Regions from separate parts of the Homo sapiens genome. Here region 1 is linked to region 2. A link is an interaction called in ENCODE POLR2A ChIA-PET data of the cell type or tissue named here. Cell type or tissue: GM12878. All regions are shown on one strand. Links, peaks and the distances in the headings refer to the core of each region. The heading gives the core; the rest is flanking DNA.

Evidence for each region. Peaks named below come from ENCODE experiments on the same cell type or tissue, not always from the same donor. Only the 100,000 strongest peaks of a DNase experiment are listed, where the experiment ranks them.
Region 1: POLR2A ChIA-PET joins it to region 2 with 6 read pairs; 2 of 35 experiments call an interaction of 5 or more read pairs at or near these places.

What each region holds. Positions count from the first base shown.
Region 1 is chr15:61,855,699-61,858,516 of GRCh38, forward strand. It overlaps VPS13C (vacuolar protein sorting 13 homolog C), which reads right to left. Exons shown (of 85, transcript NM_020821.3): 83 at 588-711. The region is part of intron 2 of LOC124903501 (a long non-coding RNA gene); the gene reads left to right. Among named protein-coding and RNA genes, the nearest start is that of LINC02349, 130 kb to the left of the region's middle. In GM12878, for the core only: no CTCF peak of the experiment used is centred there; no DNase peak of the experiment used is centred there; H3K27ac peaks cover 949 bases.
Region 2 is chr15:61,769,548-61,772,365 of GRCh38, forward strand. No RefSeq gene overlaps it. Among named protein-coding and RNA genes, the nearest start is that of LINC02349, 41 kb to the left of the region's middle. In GM12878, for the core only: no CTCF peak of the experiment used is centred there; no DNase peak of the experiment used is centred there.

The DNA of each region.
Region 1 (2,818 bases), core at 247-2,746, 86 kb after region 2:
GAAATTGCCATATTTAGAATAATAATTTATAGTTTTTTAAAGGCATGAAAATAAATTTATAATATATAATGTAACAAACATATTTCAAAGAAAGTTAAGTACTTGAGTCTAAGAACTAAGCAAAAGACAGAGTATCACTTTTACAAATTACTATGTAATTAAAATAAAAGTGCTTCCTTACAAAATGATGGGAGAAAAGACATTTTATCAAATCACTTAATAATCTTCTAAAAACCTAAAAAGAGGGAATCTTTCCAGAAATGTCTAAGATTACAGCAACATGGGTGTCCATATGAAGTTAAAAAAAAAACCTCTCCTATTTACTAATGCTTAATTCTACCAAAAAGAAAATATCAGCATATGAGAATCTTAATTATTTGGGTGGGTAGACTGATATTTCACTCTATGCAATCAAGACTGCCAGAAAATAAGTACAGTTATTCAAATAAATTGATTACATCTTTCTTCACATCTCAGCATATAGTAGTAATAACGACACTAATCCTTCAAATATTTTGTGTAGTTAACTGCAAAACAGTCTAAAAGCAATGAACTCTTAGCTCTAAAGGTGTGACATGTTTTCTTACCTTAACTGAAATTTTTAGCACATTTTCACTGACACTAGGAGGAAATACAAAATCTTCAAATGGACATTGCCAGTCTACACACATAAGGCCCAGGATTTCAACTTCCTTTATACACAACACTCGCCTATTTTGCAAAAGAAAACAAAAACTTACAGTAAATGATGAAGACAGTTTATTCTTGCCAATATTTCACCCTACTGGATGGCAGAGGTAGCACTTGCTTAGTAAACAATATAAACTGGCACTAAAAAAAAAACCTGCTTCATTTTTTTTAAGTCTAGATAACTGTCAAATAAAGAGCAAATATGACACCTACCAAGCAACAAAGTAGACTCAAAAATTCCCCTTCTGTCAATCTTGCAGAATTCAGAAAAGTGTAACTTTTTTTTCTTTTTTCTTTTCTTTTTTTTTTTTTTTTTTTTTTGGTTAACTGACCAAAAAGCTGATAGGGAAATCATCTTTGGAACACATAAGAAACAGGCTGTACTCTCATCTGGGGAGCAATAAAGGCAGATGTCCCTGAAAATGTTTTACTTGGAAAATTATTAATTGCTCTTTACTGTCAGCCATTTATGCCTTCCAGTCAAGAACGAACGTGAAGGAAATGTCATAAACCTTAAATGTCAGCAAGGATTCACTTGAGGCCTACTAATAAAGATCAGATTTGAACACTTTAATGCTAATATACTTTATCACAGAGTATCTTATTTTACTCAATGGCAATAAAAAAAATAACAGAACCCTTAAAGGGCATCCACATTGATTTCTCAGTGTGTGATTCATTTTGATTACTGATATAACTATACTTAAAATTAAGCTTCTATTACAGAAAGCAAAATTACAAAAGAAGAGAAGGACTATTAATTCAACAAATATTTAGGGTGCCAGAGAAACAAGGAAGATAATTCTGCTTGAGAGGTGCTCACTGGCTAGAGGAGAAACAAACATGTAAATAAACGCTACAGCACAATTAGACAAGTGCTGTAACAGAGTGTGCAGATTAGTCTTTTGGAGCGAGAGAGAGAGAGGAACAGATCGTACTGGCAAAGTAGGTGACACAGGAGTTGATTCTTGAAAGGAAGGAGTTCTCTATGTGGGTAAGGGAAATGACAGCCCAGACAAAAGGAGGAACACACTGACATATAAAGGAGTACAAAAAAGGAAAGACTTATCTGAGGAATGTGGAGGTCTGCAGCTGGAATACAAGATAGATACCATGGTGAAGCTGCGAGAAAATGAGCTTAGCGCCAGACCTTGAAGGGCTATTATTTTTCCTTTTAAAAAATGTTTCACTTTTAATGAAACAGGAAATGACGTGATAATGTTCTTTCACTTTTAATGAAGAGGAAATATTTTAGATTCACGGTTCTGGTGGTAAACAGAAGGGAGGTGGCAAAGAGAGTGGCAATAGACAATCAAGGTAGGAAGTTACGGCAATATAAATAGTCCAATCAGGAGACAATGGAAGCCTCAAGTATGGCAGTGGCTCTGAGAAGGGGGAAGAAAGGGCTAGATTGAGATGTTTAGAAGGCAGACATGAATGAACATGGTGACCAATGGAGTGTGGAGAACTGAAATAGATCCCTGGCATTATATTTCTCAGCAGAGGTGCTATTAAATTTTGGACTTGTATGGGATGGTCTTGTGCACTGGACAAAGTTCAACATCCCTAGCCCCAGCCTAGTAAGTGGCAGTAGTGTCCTACAATCACTGTGGCAATCTCCAACACCACCATACATTTCCAAACAGTCTCCACTGCCCACACTCCCGGCCCCAGTCGATAATCAGCTGACAGAGCTAAGGATGGCTGTCACAAATCCTCGTGCCAAACACAATTCACTATTCCAAATATCTTTAAACTCTTCTCTTTACCATCCCAATAATACTACCGTTCTCCTTCCACCTAGAATGTCTCCTTCATTTTCTTCCTCTTGCACCATGTTTACCAGGGTTCAAATCTTGGTCTTCTACTCACACACTCCCTCAGAATGGTCTCTCAGATCTCAACTCGAGATTTTTATCCAAACTCCAACTATCTATCTATCTATCTATCTATCTATCTATCTATCTATCTATCTGTCTATCTATCTCCCTCCCTCCCTATCATGTATTCCTTTCTCCTCTACATCCACTCAGTCACCAAGCCTTGTCTCATAAGTCAAATCCTCATTCTTTAGGCCCTCCCCACTTCCTACCATGATAGCTGCCACAGTCTCTATGGTAGACAGAAT
Region 2 (2,818 bases), core at 235-2,734:
TACCAGAGAAAAAAAACTGATATTGCATGAAACGCTCTATATATTGGGCCTAAGAAATACCATCTTAAATGAAGGACTAGTAAGAGGCTGAGGAAATAGTCCTCAGTCCTGGACAAAGGAGATTCATCTTTGGATAAAGTAGAAATAGAGAGCAAAAGTGGAGATACATACAAGCTGTCCTGTTTCTGTAATCTGAGCTCAGGACATCAAGCTCAGCTCTTGCTATATTCAGTTGGTGCACTAATGGGAAGCGAAACAATGTGCTTCACTCTTCAGAGCCACATTCTATGACATATGAAACCCTGAATCCCTCTGCACATCAGGGTTGCCCTGGGAAAATTGGGGAGAGGAGTCCTTTGCATCCTTAAAACTCATTGTTTCTGCTAAAAAGAAGGAGCTTCCTAAGACAGATTGACTTCTGCTAGCACTTGCCTAGGAATCATAAGTCACAAATTATAGAAATCTGAATGAATGGTTATGAAATTAGCCATTTAAAACAGGATCTACAAAATAATAAACTCTTCTCTTTCACTAAAAAGTAACCCACAGTGGTTACTTTTTAGAACAAAACAACCCATTACAATGCTCAAGACAGCACTGCAATCAATCAGTGACTCTGAGGCCTGAATCAAGATGTCTGGAGATGATAAAAAATGAAATGCAACAGACTTGCCATCTTAAGGCAGCCACGTCAATCAGTGCATCACATAAAAACCCAAGAAGGGAAGAAATCAATGCTTCCAAATGGAAAAAAAAAACTTTCAATATTAAATCTATAGAGAGCTGTTAGCTTGCCTTTTCTAAATTCTTCCTTTAAAGAGTTTTAGGAATTATCATGCCAAATTCATAATTCAAACTTCAATACCAACTTATACCTTCATAGTAGAATTTATCAGTGAAGTAGTATTAATTACATATATTTCATGATCTTAGCCCTTGATATTTTGGATGCTCACATAAGCTTTTGACTTATTTTAAGGAGGGTAAGGGAAAACAGGAGATGGAATTAGTTAACTCCACTTTAAATAATAGATTACATTCAATGAAAAAATAAGTGAGACTTTTGCTTTTAATCATGATGAAGTACTTGGTACCAGACTAGTCTTTCTGCTGTAAACAACTCTCAAACTAGCAAAATATGTATTATGTTGGTGCAAAAGCAATGGTGGGTTTTGCCATTAAAGTAATGCTACCATTACCACCAGCAGAATACTGTTACCCCAAGAAGCATAAGACTGTCATCCATCTGAGAAGACCCACCAGAGGGCTGTCATCCCTCAGAGAAGAAAAATACATGAGGTGATAGCCACAGCCACCCCACCTTTCTGCTCAAAGTTACTTTCTAGGCCACAAAGTAAGTAGGTGGTGCCCAAGCAGAACTCTGAGGTCTTGATGAGCTGAAGAGGTACAGATAGGAATTCATGGGTAATGAGGCAGGTTGATTTGTAGGACAGGGTATCACATAGGAGGAAGCCACATCGAGAAGGAATTCCAGAAATTAGTGTAGGGATCTCTTTAGTTTTTTGGTAGAATACTAAGTTGAATATGCTCAGAGCACATACTAAGCTGCACATGTTCAGGCAATATAACATAAATGAAGATTACAGAAATCACAGAGTGCTACAAAACATAGAAATTTTGAAGAGAGTTTAGAGATCTTGCTGAACACTCCCAGTCAATTCAACTGGGACTCTAGTCCATAGTTAAGAGCTCATCTAGAGTCACCCTAGCAAATCTTATTCATAAAGCTCAACAAGTATCAAACCAATACAACCATGAATTCACAGCCTGTCAAAACAAAACAAAAGAAAACTCTTTAGAGAAAGACAATGAGGCCAGGCGCGGTGGAGCATGCCTGTAATCCCAATACTTTGGGAGGCTGAGGTGAGCAGATGGCTTGAGCACAGGATTTCCAGACCAGCCTGGACAACATGGCAAAACCCTATCTCTACAAAAGTACAAAAATTAGCCAGGCATGATGGCATGTGCCTGTAGTCCCAACCACTTGGAGGCTGAGGTTGGAGGATTGATTGAGCCAGGGAGGCACAGGTTGCAGTGAGCTGGATCGTGCCACTGCACTCTAGCCTGGGTGATAGAGGGAGACCTGCCTCGAAAAAAAAAAAAAAGAGAGAGACAGAGAGAGAGCAAAAGACAATGAAATCCAGTCTCTCAACAATGTCTGTTACATAATCCAACAAAAACAGATGTATAAAGAAGCAGCAAAATGTAACCCATAACAAGGGGAAGGCTGGGCACAGTGGCTCACGCCTGTAATCCCAATACTTTGGGAGGCCAAGGTAGGTGAAACACCTGAGCTCTGGAGTTTGAGAACAGCTTGGCCAACATGGTGAAACCCCATCTCTACTAAAAATACAAAAATTAGCCAGGCATCGTGGCAGGTGCCTGTAATCCCAGCTACTGGGGAGGCTAAGGCAGGAGAATTGCTCGAACCCAGTAGGCAGAGGTTGCAGTGAGCTGAGATCACGCCACTGCACACCAGCCTGGGCAACAAGAGTGAAACTCCATCTCAAAAAAAAAAGGAAAAAAAAAGGTGGCAGGGGTGGAGGGGTGGAAAAATCAATAGAAACAGATCTGAAGATGATAGAGATGTTAAAATTAGAAGACAAAGAATTCAAAACAGCTATTACATGTTTAAAAACTTTTTGAAAAGATGGACTTAATGAGTGAACACATAGGAATCTCAGTAAATAAATGGAAATTATAAAATTAAAAACACTCTGGAAATTCTAGAACTGAAAAATGTAACAGAAAGAAAAAATTCATTGGATTAGCTTACAAATAAACACTGCAGAACAAA